Regions from separate parts of the Homo sapiens genome. Here region 2 is linked to region 1. The links are chromatin loops, found by intact Hi-C in ENCODE. Cell type or tissue: OCI-LY7. All regions are shown on one strand. Each heading gives the region's core, and the rest is flanking DNA. Links, peaks and the distances in the headings are about the cores only. Region 1 overlaps MSI2 (musashi RNA binding protein 2). Region 2 overlaps MSI2 (musashi RNA binding protein 2).

The links. Hi-C counts contacts between places; a loop is a spot of excess contacts. Peaks named below come from ENCODE experiments on the same cell type or tissue, not always from the same donor. Only the 100,000 strongest peaks of a DNase experiment are listed, where the experiment ranks them.
Region 2: it touches region 1 in a loop (9-fold over the local background); 4 of 110 quality-filtered maps call a loop at or near these places.

The regions. Positions count from the first base shown.
Region 1 is chr17:57,353,069-57,363,678 of GRCh38, forward strand. All of the region lies in intron 5 of MSI2 (musashi RNA binding protein 2), which reads left to right. Among named protein-coding and RNA genes, the nearest start is that of MSI2, 100 kb to the left of the region's middle. RefSeq lists an enhancer at 1,884-1,933. In OCI-LY7, for the core only: no CTCF peak of the experiment used is centred there; DNase peaks (open chromatin) are centred at 3,533, 3,893, 4,533, 4,943 and 4 weaker places; H3K4me3 peaks cover 4,220 bases; H3K27ac peaks cover 7,396 bases.
Region 2 is chr17:57,281,624-57,292,233 of GRCh38, forward strand. All of the region lies in intron 5 of MSI2 (musashi RNA binding protein 2), which reads left to right. Among named protein-coding and RNA genes, the nearest start is that of MSI2, 30 kb to the left of the region's middle. RefSeq lists an enhancer at 3,215-3,484 and a silencer at 7,011-7,186. In OCI-LY7, for the core only: a CTCF peak has its summit at 3,918; DNase peaks (open chromatin) are centred at 3,798 and 4,258; H3K4me3 peaks cover 1,879 bases; H3K27ac peaks cover 2,292 bases.

The DNA of each region.
Region 1 (10,610 bases), core at 666-8,665:
TTGAGTCATTTAATGATGATTTGAATATCAACAGTTCATTGGCCCATCTTTCCCCAGATAGCTCCCGAAAATGCGCTCTCCTCCAGAGAAGGACACTTTTCATTCCTTTAGTTTTCTGGCAACTCAAGTATAGCCTGGCCTCCTGTGTTTCCCCAGACCATTATCGGAGTTGTACTGACCAAATGGGAGTGGGTTTTCACTTGTACCCACTGCTCCTGTTTAAGTCTTCCTTGGACCAACTGTGGGTAGGTGTAAAGCAGGCATGGCTGTGACTTCCACATTGGATGGAGGCTTGATTGATTCGATGTGATTCCTTGGGTTTTCTTGGGGTTGTACTAAGGACTTGTGTGCCCAGGAGGACACAAGGCTAAAGATGGACTTGGTGCACTGATACATGGTTCAGTTAGGAACAGATAGTGGAGGAGCTCCTAAGACATTTACCTAAGATATTCTAAGGGAAATCGTAGACTCTTATTTCCTTTGTTATTTAGGGAGTAGTTGGTGGAGATGTAGGTGGTACCAGTGATGCCATTTCTCTTGTAGGAGCATTTGCTGAGTCAAAGTATCTATTTCCTCTGGAGGGTCCTTGAATTTAAGAGCTTCCAGTACCAGTAGATTGAAGATTTAGTCTGATTATAATTTTTTCCTTGGGTCTCAGAACATTAAGAGTATTCGAAGACCTGGTTCTCTTGTTTCCTCATTAATTTTGGTCCTGGATGGTGCAGGGGTTGGACTGACCTATTAAGTCTCCTTTTCCCCCATCCATGAGCAGTAAGTCTGTCATGGGGATCAGCAAACTCTTTTTTTTTATGTGTGTAAAGGGTCCAGATAGTAAATATTTTAGGCTTTCAGGGATCAGGATGCAATATTGAGGATTTTGTGTAGGTATTTAACATAACAAGAGAGAAAACATTTACGGAGAATTTTTACTGATGAAATTCAAAATATAATGACAATTATTGAGTACAGTTTTTTAAAATACACATTTGCTAATGAGAAGAATGGATTTTGTTTCAGGGGGCATAACATTTTGCTGAATTGGAGTACAAAGTTACTGTTTTCTATTATCAAGTCAGTTATAGATGTTTGTCAGTAAAAACCATTCTTAGTTCTCAGGTAAGAGAAAAACAGATGGCAGACCTGATGTGGACTGCATGCTATAGTTTGCCAACCCCTAGTCAGTAGCATAGCTCTGGTGATGTTAGTTTTGGTGTGGAAAGTGTAAGGACGTGGTATGGCCCAGGACCCCATGTTGCTCTTTGAATGGCTGGGAAGGTGTTTGAATGCCACAACACTGGAATTTTGTGTATTTAATAAATAGTGGTAGAGAGGCCAGGCAATAGAAATACAGAAGTGAGCAGGATGGTCAAGGTCAATGCCCTGGGAGAGCTTACATTCTAAGAGAGATGATAAGTGAATATAAAATTTGATTCCAGGTGGGGGAGGGGTGTTTAAAGGATGTCTCTCTGGGAGGTGATATTTGGATAGAGATCTGAACTAAGGGAGGGAATGGTCGCCAGAACTTTAGGTGAGGCAGCAGCAGAGGCAACATCTTGAGATAGGAGAAAGCTTGATAAGTGTGAACCTCCAGGAAGTGCAGGTGAGAGCAGAGAGGGTGTGATGAGGAAGGGGGTGGGAGAGGAGTTTGAGGAGAGAGGCAGGGGCCAGATACAAGGAGCCTGGGAGCTTGTATTAATACAAAGGAGCATGCGATGGGATGTTGTTGGAAGGATTCGAGCAGCCAGAGAATGATGCAGTATGATTAACTGTTGGAGAAGATCTCTCTAGCTGCTGGGCAGAGTAGACTCTAGAAGGCAAGAGTGGAAGTGGTTTTATGGGGCCACAAAACTGAGTGTTGAAAATAAAGATAGTCTGAAAAATGTGGAGTCTGTGACCAGCATATTTTTAAGATTGTCTTCTGTGTCATAAGTCAGGATCCTTCTGGTTTCAAATAACCCAACTCAAAGGAACCCAACCAGAAAGGAGAATACCTTGGCCCACATAACTGTAAAGTCCAGGAGTTTTCCTGGTTTTGTCACAGCTGGTCCCAGGGCTCCGGTGATGTCACCATGGCTCTCTCTGTCCCTCATCTCTCCTCTCTCCTTTTCTCTGTGGGTTGGCCTCATTCACTCCTTTTGCACGTAAATGTTTTCCATGAGTTGGTGAAGTGGCCGTCAGGATTCTGGATGCACATAGGAGCTTGGCAGCTCCCATGGAAATAGTACTGCTTTCTTTCAGCATCTGCATATCACTGTCAGGAAAGTTCCCTGATTGGCCTTGCTTAGGTCACAGGTCCAGCCCTTGGACCAGTCTGTGATGGATAGTCCCTTGGAACTGGGTAGGTTCCCTGAAGACAGGGGTGCTGAACAGACACAACAGTGTATGTCCAGCTTTGGTCTGTCCTCTTTGGTCTCCCTTATTTTTCTCTTCCTTTTCTGCCTCAGACCTTTCTGTTAGGGATGCGTGCCAAAACTCAAGTGGAACTGGTGTCTTTACCCTCAAAACACAGACTCCTGAATTATAATCACATGCTGATTTTCGTGGTTACCACTGATCATGACCACATGATTCTTTTGCTCTGAGGGTTGGGCCAAACCCCCTCCCTTGTTCTGGCAATGCTATTTTGAGAGGCCATGGGGGCAGGCAGGGCCTGGCGGGTTCCAGACTCTGGCTCACCTTTTAATAACTTGCTCTGTGACCCTGGATGTGCCATTTAACCTTTCTGAGACTTAGTTTCTGAGCTGGGTGCATCAACTAAGATATCCATCAAATACTTTGGAAGATGTAAAGTGGCATTTAGATGACATAGGCTATGTTTCCCAGGCTAGGACATGGGCTATGTTTCCCAGGCTAGAGTGCGATGGCACAATCTCAGCTCCCTGCAACCTCTGCCTCCCGGGTTCAAGCAATTCTCCCTGCCCCAGCCTCCCAAGTAACTGGGATTACAGGCACCCACCCCCACGCCCAGCTAATTTTTTCTGTTTTTAGTAGAGTTGGGTTTTCGCCACGTTGGCCAGGCTGGTCCCGAACTCCTGACCTCAGGTGATCTGCCCGCCTCAGCCTCCCAAAGTGCTGGGATTACAGGCTTGAGCCACCGTGCCTGGCCAGTCTTTTTTAATCTTTTGCTTAGGAAAGAGAGTGACGGGGAAAGAAAGGTTTAATTCTGGACCTTACTACCCACACATACCAGATCTCCCCTCTTTGCATAACTTCTTTTTTGGCGGGCATGTTTCTTCATTTTTATCTTCTTGATAACTTTGATGCCCTGGTTGGACTCTTAAGCAGATTATCCTTGGGTGGGGACGTCAGCAGGGAGAACCACCCCAGACTAAGACAAGTTGTGTTTTGTCTGTCAGCCAAAAGCACTCTTAGCAATCCGACATAGACATCATTTTAGATGTACAGAGAAGAAAGAACAACACAGTATTGATAAGATTTCAGCAAGATCCCCCCTCCCCCAAAGACGAAAACACACAAAACTTAATGCATTGCTCTGTAATGCCTTGGTTCCTAGTTTCCTAATTAGGCCTGTGGTTTAGCAGAGTGCACCATCTCAATACACAGATGGTTTTTATGTAAAAAAATTTTTTTCAAATGTTAATTTCCAGTGACTGATGTTTTATGCCTAAATCATTTTCCATTGTTTATATTTGATAAGAACTGTATTTGAACTGCTCCTTTATAAGTTGGAGTCTTTTGTAATGGGATTTAACTTACTGGTTTTACAGGTGTATGAAAATGTTAAGCCGTGTATTGTATTTGAGAGTTTGAAAATTCTTCGTTGCAGCTAATTTAAGAAAAAAAAAATTAAACAGGTGATTAGCAGCTGCTTTCGGTTTTGAATGTCCTCGCTTTGGGGTTTTGTGTTTGCTTATTCGTGTGCAAATTGGTGTGGTTATTTTGGACCGGTTGAGACGCTCCAACATTGCACCTCCCAGGCCAGCTGCCCAGGGCCCATTCAGTAGACCCTTCCCCGCTTCTCGGGGCTGATTTGTTCTCATCTTGTGTGCTCGAGAGCTTGCTCTCTCCTTAATGATTCAGGCCTTCCTGAGAAAACAAAGCAGCTCTGGCCCCGTTTCTCCTTGAGGACAGCCTTGTTCACTGCCACAAAGACCCTGCTTTCTCCCCAAGCAGAGGAACTGCCTCTCGGGGCAGCCAAGAACCACAGACCCAGGCGGCTGCAGCTCCTACTTCTGAACTTCTGGTCTCCCGAGTGACAGCTTCTGCATGGTCTTAAGCTCCAGGACCCCCAAGGCCACCCAGAGTCAGAGTCCACCGCCGGTGGGAAAAACAACATTAGGAAGTGGGTGGTGTGGTGTAGAAGGGGCTGCTTAGAGCTTCTGGCCTTCGGAGCTGGATCCAGCCACTTGAGCTTCATTCGGCAGCACACAGACACCTCCCCTCCCTCCTGCTCTGCCCCAGACCTTGTGCTTTCTTGGCACCGCTGGGTCGTGCCTGCTCAGACCTGGTCAGTGTGCTTGCCAGGGCGAGGAGAGCTTTGCATAGGCCGCTGCTGCTTACTTATTAACGATGACGCTGGTGGGAGCTGCGCCACCAGCTCCCTATCCAGGCCTTTGTGGTTGCATCCTGTTCACATAAAGGTGAAATCATGACCTGCCCGACTTGATTTTTCAGTTGAGGGGCTTTTGTGTATGTGTCGTTCTTGATCCAGTAAGAGGATTGTGCTTTCATTCACAAAGATTTGATCAGTAAATAGGAAGAGAAAATACTCAAGGGAGAAATGCTTAGTGTTCCGATTAATACATTAATCTTTTTTTTTGATGAGCTGAAGGTGCTCTGTTGTTTCTCTTGACTGAGTCTTTGCCCTTACCTTTGACCTTAGTGACTTGATCATCCAGCCAGGATCTCTGTACAGCCCCATCTCCTTTCTGAGGTCTTGTGGTCACACACATGCTTTCCTGCTTCTGTCTTGAATGATACTCAGTGAACCCCACAGCTTTGGGGGCTGCTATTTGAGGCACCACACTTGGCAGGCTTGGCTCCCACGGGGAGTTGCAAAGCTTGCAGTTATAGACCTTGGCAACTATTTGCCCTTAAAGAAAAGCATCAGTGAAAAGTTGAGGGCAGAGGGAAGAAGAGAAAGATCTTCGTGGGTTTTTCTGTGTGTGTGGGGGGGTGTGTGTGTGTGTGTGTGTGTGTTTATGGACAGCATTTGTACCTGTAAAACCAGAATGACTCCTTCAGGCATTTTTTCTCCTGGGTGGTTGCATTCATGGGCTGAAGCTGGCTCTTCTGAAGATTGCAATGATATTTAAGGTTAAGGGCTTGCCAGGTAACACCTTGAATGACTCAAGGCTCTGAGGCCAGGCTGCGTCCATTTGAAGGAAGGAAGCATCTTTTTCTGATTCATGCAAAGGCATCTTATGGACTAATGGTCATCCTAGAAAGTCATCACTAGTACAAGGATCTTTTGGAAAAGTGAGATTGGAGAAGGTTGAGTATGAAAGTGATGTATTAGAAAGGTGAATATGGGATGTGAGATCCTAGTCATTAGCGTTTGGAGGGGGCCTTGGAGGTTTGTTAGATCAAAGCTTTCATTGTGCAAATGAAATGGCCCAGTGAGGTTAAAAGAGGGAAGGTCACACAAATTCCATGAAAACCATAAGTACAAGGTTTGAGGAAAATAATTTTAGGACAAATAAAAGAAGTGCTGATTTTCATTGCACTTCTAACAGTTTTATAGAAGTGTCTGTACCTAAAGTGTTGTACATGTTAAAATGTAAATATGGTCAAGAAGATTGTAGGTGAAATCGAAGATGATATGTTGCTAGGGCCCAGCCCTAGCAACGTATCATCTTTTGAGGAGTGTTCCTCATACTTTGAGATTGGTTTTATAGAGGGCTGTTCCTTATACTTTGCGATTGGTTTTATAGAGGGCAACTCTGTTCACCCACAAAAGTCTCTTGATGCCATTGCTGGCCAGAACTTGGGTGGGAGAATGGGAACTGTTCAGCAGAGCAGGTGAACAGGTGGTCCTGCCATCCCAGTGGCAGGGGCCCCTTCCTTTCTCCCGCCACTCCCGGAGGAATGACCCTGCATCTTATGCACTCTCTCCGATTCCCCAAATCCCCTAGGTCCCACTGCTTGGGTTTGGGGAGTGGGGCACATCTCTGCTGAGAGCCAGCCCATCAAGCTGTCTGGGTCTCATGGTGGCATATCTTTGTTCCAACTCAATATGGGCATTTTAATCTTTATTTATTTTTAAAATTTAATTTTATTGAATTCAGCTTTAATATTATTGAATTCAGCTACAAGGGAGATAGAATAGGGTGATTGATAGTTAAGAGCATGGGTCTTAAAGTCAGAAAGACAAAGGCTCCAAGTCCAGTTACCAACTTCTGTAATTCTGTAATTCTGGGGGGCGGACTTACCTGTCTGAGTCTTAGTTTCTTCAACTATAAAATGGATGTCCCAGTACTGCCTCCCTGCCAAGGTTGTCTGAGTGAGTCCTCAATAAAAGCTGGTAGTGAGATTAATAGCACTTGATGGCAAAGTTTGTACCCAGTCATGGGTAGGGGAATTGCATCTGCCATCCAGTGGCTGAGGTCAAGTGATGACACCCCAAACTATAGGATCCTGGCAGCTACAGCAGGCATTGCTGCTTCCCTTTCGGAAATCCCAATTGTTGAGGCCCTGGCTGAAGCCCTGTCGAGCCCTTGGTGACCCCACTACCATTTCCTTTATGGTTGGCTTACTCTGCTTTCTTTTGCAATGAATATAGTTTAAAATTTCTTTATGAGTGTTCTCCTATTTGCTGCCTTAGCCTGTCACCCACTATGCTGAGCTCCCCACCCCTCGTGATGCCACTCAGCACCTTTATTTGTGATGTGGGGTATTCTGGGAAACTCTTCACAGGCAACTCAGGGAGCCTGGCCCTCCATCTTATCTCTTAGGAAATCCTCAGGTGTCCCAGGGTTTGGCACCAGAGAAGTGCTGTAGACCCTGTTTTCCAGAAAGCTCCGTGCCTTCACGTGTGGTGAGGGAGTGGCTGCCCAGAGCAGGCGAGGAGGCACTGGGGGTTGCACCCATGTTTTATTATGATGGGGGCTTCAGAAGCCAGATGTCTGCAGCTACTTGGAGCAAGCCTGGGTCTTCCTTAGACTGCAGTTTTAGGACTTAAGGAAGGAGCTGGGCTGCTGCCACATGCTCGTGCTTGTGTGTTTAATTTGTTTATTGGTGGATTTTCTACCCTGCCTCACATCAGAAAGGGCTTGAGGCCCAGGGGTATAATAGGTGAAACTTTTTCTCTTGAACAGTTTTGCCTTTTCCTAACTTCTCCGAGCCTCTGATCTCTAGGAGAGGCTAGTCAGCCCTTGGTTTAGGGGCTCTCCCTTGCTGAGTAGGGTTTTGGCTTTGTTGGGGCTGTCCAAGGGCTCCAGGTTCCACTTTTAGCTGCACAGCTGACTTGTCTCTTGTCCCCAGATGCTCTCCTGGCCCGTGAGGGCCATAGCATCTCAACTCATTTAATCTGGTAGCACTGAGGTGGGCAGTGTTTCTGAGTGTTTTGTGTGAACCCATGAAGAGAAAATGTTAGAACTAGGCTTTATGCCCATGGAGTGATTCTTCTACAGTTTCTTAGTTCTATTAAATTTTAAAAATATCTTATTGCTTCCACAGAAGAGAAATTTTTAGAATATGGGAAGAGCGAATATAACATTTTGTTCAATATTAAAAGTTAATTTAAGACAGAACCAGAGGCCAAGACAAGTGTCTTCTCTTTTCTTCATTTGGTGATATAATTGACCCTTTGTACCTGCGTACAACTTAATATTCATTCAGCAGAGGCTAATTATGGGATGCGTAGATGCCACATGGTTAAGGTGAAGATGCAGATTTCTGTGTGAGCTGCTTAATTCTGACGGTTATAACTTGTCCATAAAATTTGCTATGGATTGTAACAAGTGGAATATTAACTCGGAATATGGGGAGGTCAGGAGTATCTCCCATCTGCTTCCTTTCTGAAGGGATCCTAGCTGAACTGAGTGGGGGGTATGTTGTGCACAGTTAATATGTTGTTGACACTTGAACAACTCAAGGGTTACGGCCCCCCTGCACAGTTGAAAATCTGCGTATAACTTTTGAGTACCCCAAAATGTAACTACTTAACCTATCATCAACTAGAGCCTACTGATAACATCAACAGTTGATTACACATGCTTTATATATGTATTATATACTGCATTTTTACAATAAAGTAAGCTAGACAAAAGAAAATGTTAAGAAAATCATGGCTGAGTGCAGTAGCTCATGCTTGTAAACCCAGTACTTTGGAAGGCCAAGGCGGGCAGATGGACTGAGCTCAGAAGTTCGAGACAGCCTGGATAACATGGTGAAACCCTGTCTTTACAAAAAATAAAAAAAAAAAAATTAGCCTGGGCATGGTGGCTCATGCCTGTAGTCCCAGCTACTCAGGATACTGAGGTGGGAGGATGACTTGAACCCAGGATGCAGAGGTTACATTGAGGCAAGATCATGCCACTGCACTCAAGCCTGGGTGACAGAGCAAGACCTTGTCTCAAAAAAAAAAAAAAAAAGGAAAATCATAAGGAAGAGAAAATATATTTACTATTCTTTAAGTGGAAGTGGATCATCATAAAGGACTTCAGACTTGTTATCTTCACATTGAGTGGGCTGATGAGAAGGAAGAAGAGGGATGGTTTTGCTGTCTCAGGGGTGCAGAGGTGGAAGAAAATCCACATATAAGTGGACCCACATGGTTTACACTTGTGTTGTTCAAGGTTTGACTGTACGTTCTGAGCCCAAAATTGGAACACATGCCCTAAGGCCCTGTCCTGGATCATTTTATATATGTGTATGGTCAGGCTTACAAAGATAGAAAAATGGAATTCCATTTTCTTACATATTTCTACAAATTATTTTGGTCAAAATCTAGAAAATACATAAAACTGAGGTCTCCTGGAAAAGCCAGAATTTATCTCTGGGATTGGGATAATTGGCTATTAGGAAAGGGGTCTACCTTGTTGGCCTGTGGTCTTGACTTTTCCTTCTGGAACTGAGAATATGTGAATGGCTCGTGGAACTGCACGGAACCCAGTGGTGGGCAGTATCTTTGTAAACAAAATGAGGTTGGCTTTCAATGGCCAGGGAATGAATGTGGAACCAAATTGCAGTTTGTAGAAACAGAGCTGGGCTCAGACATTTAAATTAAACGTATATTTCTATTTGCACTTCCATTTTGTTCGGTAATAGTGTTGGATATGGGAAATCTTGTCTTTGTTTATATTTGAGGGAACTGCAGCCTTCATTTCCTAAACGGAAGATCCTGTGGCATTCCTGCAATGGAAGCTCACCAGATGATCAGAAAAGGGAGAGATGGCGAAGTAACTTGTCTCTGGTTACCCTCCCATTGTGGAAATTAATATCTGACCCAATTCTGTTTGCCCAGTGAGTTTATGGCTTGCTAAGTGGCTGTTGTAATGATCCGTCAACTGTTGCAACAGCATTTTCTAACAATTTTATTTTACAGTTCTGAAGTTTTAGTCCATAAATTTTTTGAACTTAAGGCTTTGAGTTGGAGGAGCCATGTGGTTCTAGGGGGGAAAAAAGTGCCAGATTTATTCTTTATGTCTGTGAGCTGTGCCTTCCCCCCATTCTTTTCCCTCTTTACATGCCACCCCTCTGATATTTTCTACTTGAAAAAAAAATTCATACTAAAGTGCTTGTCTTTGTATAATGCTACTCATAGAATATTTGTATGAAAAAAGAGTCAGGAGATGCGATGTTCAACCCAAGTGCATGAATTATGATTATAAAGTTTCCATTTAAAAATGAAGGCTGTTGGAACCCTTACGTGTTGCTGATGGAAATATAAAATGGTGTAGCCACTGTACAAAGCACTGTGGTAGTTTCTCAAAAAATTAAACATAGATTTATTGTGTGGTCAGCAGTTCTACTTCTGGTTATATACATGAGAGATTTGGAGGCAGGGACTTGAACAGACATGTGTATACCCACATACATTGCAGCATTATTCACAATAGCCAAAAGGTGGAAACAACCCAAATGTCCATTGATACACGAATGGATAAACAAAATGTGATAGACATATGATTAAATAGTATTCAGCCTTGAAAAGGAAGGCAATTCCGATAGATGCTACAATGTGGATGGACCTTGAAGACGTGCTAAGTGAAATCAGCCTGTTACAAAAGGAGATTATGGCTCCTCCTATATGAGGTTCCTAGAGCAGTCAAATCCATAGAGCTCCCCACCCCTTATGACATCACTCAGCAACTTTATTTATTAGGTCACAAGGGGGTGGGGAGCTCTGTGACAAAAAGAGCTCTGTGACAGAAAGAGTGGCGATTTTATGTTATGGATATTTTACCACTGTAAAAACATAATAGGCTGGGCATGGTAGCTCACGTCTATAATCCCAGCCCTTTGGGAGGCTGAAGTGGGCAGATCACTTGAGGTCAGGAGTTCGAGACCAGCATGGCCAACACGGAGAAACCCTGTCTCTACTAAAAAGTAAAGAAATTAGCTGGGTGTGGTGGCGCACGCCTGTAATCCCAGCTACTCAGGAGGCTGAGGGATGAGAATTGCTTGAGCCTGGGAGGCAGGGGTTG
Region 2 (10,610 bases), core at 688-8,687, 71 kb before region 1:
AAGCCTTGTTTCCCAATATACTGCGTTTCAGTTTTCCACGAGTGCAGCCATGCTCGGGAGAGGCGTACGAGCTGCTTTTACATGTGAGAGGTGAACAAATCAAAGGTGAGCCCGTTCTGCCTCAGTGAGGCCTTTTGTGTAAAAAGGGCCTTCTGGAGTAAAGCAATCAGGTTGACTGACAACTGCCGAGGCTACCAGTGACAGTCCTGCTCCGTGGGATAACTTGGAGAAAAATCAGGGCCAAAAGCAGACAAAAGGATGTCCAGAAACTGGAGGTGGGGAAGCCTGAGTGAGATCAAACAACCTGAAAATGTGTCTTCCATCCATTTAGGGCTTTATGTGCAGCGAGGTTGGAGTGGCTGGCTGAGGATGTCAACATTTTAAATTTGTCACTGCTTTGACTTCCCTAGCTTTATCTCCCTTCAGATCAAAGCGGGGAGACTAGGAGTTGTCACTACTGGATTTGGTTTCAGACTATGTTGGTGTACCCTTGCTTTATGACCTTGGGGTTTCCTGTCTTTGCTTGGGGTGACGGGTTCATTTCAAACAAGTGAGATGTGTGTTGTGGTCTTTTATTCAGAGTGGGGAGCTCTTAGAAGCACCCACAGAGGCTTTGAAAGGACTGGGAAGCAGCTTGGAGGGCCAGTTGCGTATTTTCCAAGGATTCCTGAATATCAGGAATCCAGAAGTTTCTATTTGTTAGCCTTGCTGCTCCTCCAAGGAGCCATCCTGAAGGCAGTTTAGTCCTGCACTGGGAGACAAGGCACAGGCCTGAAGAATTCCTGCCCCCTGCTGTATAATAAATCTGATACTAAAATTAGTGCTGGCCTCCTGAGCCATATTTCTTGCTGAGATGATAAAGAAGTGTGTGTGTGGCAGGCTCATCTTTCAGGATTGGAGGATGTTGCTTTATGTCAGATAAGTGCCCAGGTCTCGAGATCATTTTTTTATGGCAGCCTCTCCCCCATTTCCCTGCTTCCTCTCCCTGTTCTGTTTTGTTAGGGGTAGGAGTAGGTAGGGGTGGATAGGGGAGAAATATTTTAGCTTGTCTTCTGGTTTTGTGTAAGTCTCTGTCACCGTAGGTAGATGTTCCTTGAGAATCTTTCTGAAGGTTTTATAATTGAGTCTTTTACCTCCGTGACAAGATATTATTCACTTTCTCTAAAGCGTTTACTTTATGCTTGGGCTGGGGTTGGGGGGTGGGGGGCAGACTTTTTTTTTTTTTCAGGGAACTCTGTCTCTAGAAGAGACTTGCCGTCAGGGCAGTTGAATGGCCAGCTTACGACTTTAATAATTGAGGCGGCATCTGGGCCCCTTGCTGAACGGCAGTCCTTCTGGCAGGGCGATTTTGCTTTTAAAATAACCATGTTCACCTTTAACTGCAAACGGCTGTGACGAGAGTTGTATTTAATTTTAAATTGCCCATGTCCAGTAACCCTCTGTACCTCTTTAAATAATAAAATGTTTTTAATCTTCCTGCAGCTGTGTTCTCTGTGTGGGGGCTTGCCATTTTTGGAAGAGGAGGGGGCTTCTGTGCCTCCTCTCCACTCCCTTTCTTTTCCCTTTCAAACTCACCGGGACTTCTAGAAAATGCCATTTCACTAAGGGCGGAATCTGGCCCGTAAAGTCTCTGGAGTGAGTGCTGGGAAGTTTATAAGCAGAGGCCGCACAGGGTCAGTCAGTAATGTCAGCCCCTGGGGCTGAAGTGCTTCCTTTGTGGGCAGAACCCCAGAAGTCCCTTTGTATCGCTGACCCATTAAAGACTTTTTCTCCCCATTCCCCGCCTCCAACTTCAGGGGGGCTTGATTTGTCTGTTATAATCGGAAACAGATTTTGGGCTCCTGATCCATTATAGATGTGTTTGAGATGGATGCCAAACCTGAAGCCACTTAAAGAGCATGTGAAAATGTGTTTAGATATAAAGGAAAGAAAGGAAGAGAGAGGATGAGGAAAGAAACAGCCTCTTCCAAATCCCCCAACTAGAAACAATACTGAAATGATAACACACAACAAAAAACAAACAAACAAAAAAACTCGATTTAGGCCCTAGGAAAGCATGGGAGGAGAAAATTAGGCTCCAGAGTCAGCCAAGTTGGTGCTTAGTCTGGGATGAACAGCCCAGTGAAGGAGGTTAAAGGAGGCAGAAGACCACACGCGCACGCGCACTCCCGGAAGCGTGGTTCAGGTGGGGCCTGCCGGGTCCAGGGGAATGTGTGTCCCAGGCTTGGAGCAGAGGGTGGCAGGTGCGTGGGGACGCATGGGAAGCACTCACGTTGTGCCCAGCAGGTCCATGTTTCTATCCCGGAGACCCTTGGGTTAGGAAATATTGATTGCTCTGTATTTGTAAACAATCTTTAAGGGGATCTAGTGCCAACACAAATAGTCAACTTCAGGCGAATCAAGTGGCCTCCTCTCAACAGGGAAGCCCATTGCTCTGATTTTCTGGATCGACACAGCCCCAGATTTATTTTCCTTTTTAATTCTCAAAAGGGGCCCGCTGAGTTGAGCATTGCCCAAGTATTGGTTTCTTTTCATCCCTGTTGAATTTTTTCCCTTCTTTAATGAAAGAGTTGGATTGGCTGTGCTGGGCCCTCCACCCGGTCATGGTAGTCCTGGTGACGCCTGGCTGCAGGGTTTCGAAGGTGGCCCTCATTTCAGCTGTCCTTGAGGCTCACTCCTGTGTTCCCCCTGCCCCTGCCATCCACCCCGCACCCGCCACCCCGAAACGTTTGTAGTACAGCTGCTGGCCTAGAACTCGAACTGATGTGTCTCTCACTCCAAACAAAAAATAAATCTGTGTGCTTTATGTATGTGTTTTAGAGGTGTGCCTGTGTGTTTTTTCTCTTGACAAGCTCATTCCCTACAGCTGTGCAGTCACAGCCCACTTTGAAATCTGCAGCATATATATATTTTTAAGTGAATAAGTACGAAGAGATGGGAAGATGTGGTTTGACTGTAATCCCACGTAAAACACTCTGACCCCAATTTTTAAAAAAGTATTTCATTAAAATGTTGTAGGAGACTATTACTGAGAAGAAGAAAGTTTCTAAGTTGATGGGACTCTTGTGTCTCCTAGTGTAGAGTTGATTTTGTTTTTTGGGGTCACCATGGAGATGAGAAGCATGGGGCTTCATGGCGTCATCTGCCCCCATTGGGGGAGGGCTTGTTGGCACAGGTCACCTCTGGATCAACCTCAGCCTCATCTGCTGGGGATGGGAGAAGCTCAAGTTGGCCAGGGGTTTACCCTATGCCCTCCTCAACCAGAATTAAAATGACCTTTTTTTTTTTTTTGCCTTCGAAGACAACATTGGTAACAATTTATTGAAACTATGGAGCTTAGCAGTGATCAGTTTTTGGATTTTCTCTTTCTTCAACCCCTCCCCTTTCTGGAAGACTTGTAGGAGGATAGGGGAGGTTTTTCTGTGCATAGATTGGCGTCGGTTTCTTAGAAGTTTCTTCTTTTCACCTTAAAAAAAATTGTTTGCATCCTTCCCCTTAGATAAGGAACCGTCAACATCCTTGTTAGAGCCCAGTGCGGAGGGGACCCTGAGGCACATACTGTTTTCAAGGTTAGATAGCAACAAACTTTCAGAGTAGCCGGAGTTTCAGGGGAGGGAGGGTTCTTTGGGTTCAAGGTTACCCATTTTTCCCCTGCTAGGAAGAAAGCCTTTTTGTTTTCTTTTGCCGACTTCTTCCAATAGCTTAGAGCAAATAGATTAGCAACCCAGCAGAAACCAAACCAAGGAACAAATAAAGGGGAAGTTTGCAGAGGGCCCTTGGCTGGGGGCTGGCTGCTGCTGAGGAGGCCAACTTGCGGTTTTCCATTTTCACGGTGAACCGCATTGTCTCAGCGTTCGCTGGTATTCACAAAATCAGAAAGAAAGGAAGGTGGTGGTGGGAGGGCGCACTTTTCAGGAGAGGCTGGGGTGTGGGGAAAGTATGCCCAGCTGCATGTTATTAGCAGCCTTCAAATAAAGTTTGTGGAAGGTTCCGGCCCCCACAGTCATGCCTGGGAAGCTTCTGTGTTCTTAGTAGGTGTTTTGAATTCTGTGGGATGGAACTGAATGTTTAAAAACAGTTACAGGAACGTCTCCCCAAGTAGGTATTCCTGAGAATTTCTGTGTACATGGAACTCTATTTTCTTAGCAAGCATCATTATATTTTTAGAAATGTTTTCTTTTCTCCTTGCCCGTCAGTTAGCCAAGCCTCCTACCACTCACTTTCTGTTGTGTAGTTCTGATTTTCCGAACAGGTGTTTAGATGATGAGGGGTTATATTAAGAAAGTACTAAAGAATACGTCTTATCACGTGAATCAGTATCTTTTTATTCAACATGGATGGAGTGGGAGTGGAGACCAATCTGTTTTATATTCCTGCAATCTGATGAGGGTAAGAAAAAGTTCATGCTGTTCATATTAGCTAGCCAGCCTCTTTCTGTCTTTCCCTCCCTTCCTTCTTTCTTCTTTATTTTTTCTTTCTTTCTTTTGTCTAATACCTAATTCCTTATCTCATTTTTGGGATTTTGAGAGAATAATTTTCATGTGGGGCGACAGAACTAGTGGTTGTAGTTTCACTTGTTTTTTTGACATTAAGGAAACAACAAATAGTCTTTTTTTTTTTTTCCTCAGACTGAGCACACATTTTAAGTGTTTTAGGGGGAAGCTCTGAAGGCAGTTTGTGGTGATTTTTAAAAAAATGTTTTTAAAGCTTTAGTCTCTCCTGGAAGCTTTGTGTGTCCCTGCATTTTCCTCGACGGTCGCTAATAAGAACTGCTGGTCTAAATCAGTGTCTCTGAGAGTCATTGATTCACTAATTGCTCATCATCGAGTCCTGGCTTCCCCCTCCTGCTGAGAGCACTTTTGTTTTCTGCTATTCTGCAAGGACTTGGACAGATTTCTGGAGTGTTTAAGAGGTAACCAATAAAAGAGTTTGGCGTGCCCCTGTTGGTAATTGTGCTTCTCGGAGGTGACCACGTCATTGGTATCCGGGCTCCATAAACAAGGGGCTGCCTTACCAGTGACCTTTCCCGCCTAAAACCGAAGGCCCCAAGGTCGCTTGTCTGATGGAGAATGTATTTCCCGGCTCACTGTGAGCCTCGACTTAATTTGTTCCTTTCCTAAGGCAAAATGACCTTCCAGTAAACCCACACCCCCTCCCCCGCTTATTATTATTTATTTATTTTTCTGGTGAACAAACAGAATTAGGAAAGGTGTGTTCTTCCAGGAGAGAGCGGGCAGTGTGGGAGGAGATGGCAGTCTGGCTCATTAAAATGCCGAGGTAGGTTTAAGCTGATTGCCAAGTGCGGGTCCTGCAGGTCAGAGTGTGATGCCCAGAAACAAAGCAAGGCCTAGGGAGAGGCTGGCCTGGAGGCAACTGGCTCGCGCCGCAGAGAGTTTTGAAGCCACATTTCTTCATTGGAAATTTAAAAAGAAAGAAAAAAAGCAGCCCCTTTTGCTCCATATTTATCATCTCTATAGTACCCTACAAATAAGTGGTCTCAAAAAGTTGTTTTTTTTTTTTTTTAATTTGCTGAACCTTTATAATAGGACCCTTTCTGAGGGCCCCGTGAGCCCAAGAATGCCTCCTTGCAATGTGAGTGTGGGAAATTAGTGCAGGCCCAAGGAAAGGAAGTGTGAAACTGCTTCCCTCAGTGAACACCCAGCCTGGCGAGGCTGTCCTGTGTGTCTTGGAAGCCCTGCTGGGCCTGAGTTTGGGTGCCATATAATTTGCTGGCCTAGCACCCCTTCCATGGGTCCCTCTCGGCCAGCCTCAAGGAAGGGGTCCTGTGGGGGACAGAATAGTGTGTGTGAGGGGCTGTCTGCGGGTGGAGGACTGCCGGGGCTTACCATCCTAACTTGTTGCTCAGTCGCGGAGTCTTGCATGTTGACTCTCCTGGGCTTGGTTGGCCGCTGCTGCTTTCCTGTGGTTGTTGGTTTGTGTTAGGTGTTTGGTCCTCTGGTTTGCTTTGGGTACTGGGACTTTAGCCCAGGGAAGAGGCCTGTGGTGCTTCTCTGCCTTTCGGCTCCTACGTGGGGCATTGGAAAGCCCTTTCCCTGCCTGGTTGAAACCTTCGCAAACTGCACACCTGGCCGGCCTGGCAGTCAAATGGATTCCATGGCAGCCCCTGCCTAGAGCGGAGCAGGATGTCTGTTTCGGCCGGTTATGAATGAAATCAGAGTCCTGTGCTGGCAATGCCATTGTGCGTAAGGAGTGCAAGGAATGCACTGGGCCATCTTCCCAGAGAGACCCTATAGACGAAACAGATGTGGTCAGATGAGCCCCTGGAGACAGCAGTAGTGGGGAGTGTGGGAGAGCAGGCCAGGGCGGCACCAGGAGGAGCAGGAGGAGCTCCAGGAGGATTCTGAGCCTCCTCCTCCTCCTTTATTCCTCCATCCCTCTGTCTGGGGTGGGATGTTTGGGAGAAGAGAGGCAATGTGGTATGGTAGATAGGCCTGTTCTTTGGAGACAGTTCTGGGATTGAATCCTGGCTATGTGACCTGGCCAAGTGACATAACCTCTCTGAGCCTGATGTGTGTCATCTGTAAAATGGGGATAATAAGACTTGTGTGGCAGCTCTGGGAACAGACAGAACTTTCTGTAGAGCACGTAGCACAATTCCTGGCATCTGTTAGGTGCTTAGTCAGTGTTGATTATGCAGCCAGCCTGGACCCAGCTGTTGTCGCTGGGACAGGGAGGAGGTCGTGCAGTTACCGAACCCTACACCATTGATTTTACTGCTTTGGACCGAGAGGCCCGAGTGTGCTGTTTAGCCTTCCAGGCCCTGAAAGGTTAGTTGTACCCTTCTGACTTTCTCTACAGAATCTTCCCCCTAACCTTCCTGGTGTTTGCTAAACTGAGAGTTAGCCTCACAGAGTCCCAGCTTCTCCTGGGTCATCATCCTTTTCTCTGGCCTCTGCCTGAGAGCAGCGTGCACCGGAGACTGAGGGAGGTTGGCTGTAATCAGCACAGACCCTTGGCTCTCAGCTGAGGGTGGATCCCAGTGTCTAGATGATAGATGGTGCAGTTTGGTTTCTAATTCCTGCTTGATTTAGAGAGGTGCTGGGAGTGAGTGGTGTTACAGGGAACGGAGGCTGTGGGAAGGCTGGGAGTGTGAGCGTTTGATTACCTTCTGTGCTCTAGGCCAGGGGTCCACAACTTTGGCACTGTTGACATTTTGAGCCAGATTATTCTTTGTTGCAAGGGTGGAGGTTGGGGAAGTGGGGGTGCATTGGAGTGCATTGTATCTGTAGTAGGATGTTTAGCGGCATCCCCGGCCTCTACCCACTAGATGCCAGTAGCAATCCCTCCCTGGTTGTGACAGCTAGCAATTGCCACGTGTCTCCTGGGGGACACAGTCACCCTTAGATGAGAGTCATTGGTCTAGCACTATAGGTCACTTCTCTATAAGAAGGGGAAATATTTGTATGTTTTCTGAGGTTCTGTTCTGCATGGATTGGAACCTGGACAATGAAATATTCATGAAATTCAAGAGCAGGAAAGTGCCTGGAGAGATCACCTGGTCCAGGCCCCAGCCTCCCGCAGGTGGCTAGCCACATGCCCTGGGTTTGATTTCCACGGCTCCTGCTGGTCTTCCCTTTTGGTTAAGTGAAAGGGCAGGGAGAGGGGACGTTTCCACCCAGGCCAGCATCTCTATAGAGCTTTTTGGAGTGGGAACTTCTTTTAGCAGAATGACTCTGCACTCCTGGGCTCTTGGCAGTCCTGTGTTTGGGCCTCTAGGAGTTTGGTTGCAAGCTCCACGAGTTTGATTTGCTCTCTCATCCCTGGCACACACAAATTTGTCACTCAGAGGGACTGGCTTTTCTGCATGCACTGAATGGATTTTTATTTGAAATGAATTCATTAAAAAAAAAAAGTTTTGCTTGCCAGGACTCTGCCGTCCTCTCTTCCCTTTTATTTCTCTCTGTCGTCTGTAAGACGAGCCTGGAAGGAGCTGTCTGGTGGGATTGGTTGGCCAGGGATTTTTCTAGGCCCTGATTAAAGGTAAATTATCAGATGAAAGTTGGAGGTTGCTGCTGTGCTTGTAAAAAAGTCACTTGTGTGCCATAAAATCCATCACAGCTCCCTTGGTGAGAAGGAGGAGGCCGTGAAACACTCAGTGATGCTACTTCGGCTTCCAGTGATTTGGCTTCCCTCTGCTGCAGGAGTGCTGCCCGGCAGCCCGGTGCACCCTGCTCTTGTGAGAAGCTCGCTGAATCACGTTGGTGGGAAGCTCAGAGACAGAACTGTGTGTTGCCGGCAAGTTGCCATGAAGTAGTTTTAGATGTTGGACTTAGGAGAACCAGATGGCTTTATGGAGTAGAAGCGGAGCCCATGATGTCTTGGTGACTTTTGCCTCTCTTTTGCTTAGAACCAAAGAAGGTGGTTGTCCAGTTGGAGAGGGTGTGGGGAGTCTGGCCTTGGAGAGGCAGTATAGCCCATGGTTGACAGCATGGATGCAGGGACCAGACTGCCCAGCCAGTTATAGAGGTGGGACTGTGGGCTAGTTATTTAATCTCTCTGTGCTTCAGTTTTCTCATCTATAACATGGGGATGAGAGTAATAGTACCTACTCTGGGGTCATCTTGAGGAATTTGTGCAAGAAAAGGGCTGAGCCTATAGCCTGGCCAGGGGTAAGGAAGTCATCCTTAATTATATTATCATTGGTTACACTATTCTTTTTAATTTATTTTAGTTTTTCTTTTTAGAGACAGAGTCTCCCTCTGTTACCTAGGCTGGAGTGCAGTGGTGTGATCATAACTCACTGTACCCTCCAACTGTTGGACTCAAGCAGTCCTCCCACCTCAGCCTCCCAAGTATTGGCACTACAGGCACATGCCACCATGCCCATTTAATTTTTAAAAATTTTTTGTAGAGATGGGGTCTTGTTATGTTGCCCAGGTGGGGGTCTCTAACTCCTAGCCCCGAGTGATCCTCCTGCCTTGGCCTCTCCAAATGTTGGGATTACAAGTGTGAACTACTGTCCCTGGCCTGGTTATATTATTCTATAATAGATGGTTAGCCTGGCTCCTGAGGCTTTAGGAAAGTGCTTCTCAGACTTTACTATGCAGAAAAATCAGGTGAACCCATTCCTGGGCATGCTGAAATCGGTGTCTCAGTCTTGGGGCCCAGGACTCAGTGTTTAATATCTCAGGTGGTGATATTGCAGGGAGCCCGCATATAACCTGGTGGCTCCTTCAATGGCAGTGTTGGTCAGATTCTTAAAGAATGAAGGGCCCCCGTGTCATCACAAGGAGAAGTGTCTTCCACCTTGGATTATCTGGGAAACAGTTCTGCCCACGCTGGGGGGCCTGATTTGGGCCCTGCGTCAGTGTCCTGGGTGTAAACCTCTGCGAGATGCCCCTGGGTGTCAGGTCCTGGCTGCACCCCATCGTTAGGACTGGGGGCAGCAGCAGATGAGGGAAGACTTGTCTCCTCTGGCCCATGGAGTGTCCCTGTTTTTCAGCTCAGCCAGCATCCCATACTCAATTCTGCCGGCGAGAGCTGTGGGCCTGTTTTGCAGGTTGTGTCGTTTCAGCGGGTAACTGGTATGTGTGTGCATGCGTGCAAAAGAAAACATCAAAATGTTTGGGGAGTGTTTTAGGAAAATAGCAAGGAGCAGATTGCCAAGATTCGCTTATATGTTTCTTTTTCTTTCCTTTTCGCTGTGTACATGTGTGATCAGCATCCCGGAGTGTTCTGAAATACAGCTTTGGCTTTCTTACCCCAACTATTCTTCCGTATAGCAGAGAGGATACAATTCACCACCAATAATACCGAGCAATAAATAACCCAGAGAAGATGAATAGCCTTGTGTGGTGGTAAATTAAAGTTGATTTATTGCACATAATATATACAGGTGCTCCTAATGTAATTAAGCAGCGAGGCTTTTAATGTTGCAGAATCTGAAAGAAGACCCAAGAAAATTGGGTCTTAATAAGGCTTATTGAAATAACAGCTAAACATGCTGCTTAGTACCATTAGGGGATGCTGAAAGATGGATCGACTCTGCTGCTTTTTCTTATGTGTGGAGATGACACACCTGACCTGTTGTCAGCAGGTCCCGCACTTGAATTGTTTTCTCTACGGTAGGACTGGATTGTTTTGAGCTGTCAATATACCCTGGCCTTGTCCTGCTTGTGGCCAGAAGTTTAAGTGGCTGCCTATTGAATAGGTTTTTTTTGAGTGAAGGACGGGGGAGCTGGAACTGAAGACCCCACTGTCTACAGCCATACCACCCTGAATGTGCCCGATCTCATCTGAAGACCCCAGCCTCATTCTCCCCCGCCATTCTAACTAACCAGGCCAGGCAGGAGAGGATTTGTTCATGGAGTGAACTCACTGATTGAGCCTTTACCATGGGCAGAGTGCTGTGCTGGAGATTGGGAGTCAGGGATGGAAACAAAAGCTAGACAGTCCCCCTCCTCAGGAGGGCTAGTGGGCGAGACCTGCGTGAAAATGCAGGATCGTAGAGGAGGGGACGCATTCACCGAGAAGGTCCAGTGGATTGGGGGCTAGGGAGACCCTCGGACAGCTGCCTGGGGGAAGGGGCTAGAGAATGGGAGGGGAGGCTGGACTGGTGATTTAGGGGCAAGAGCAGGAAAAGTTCTGCA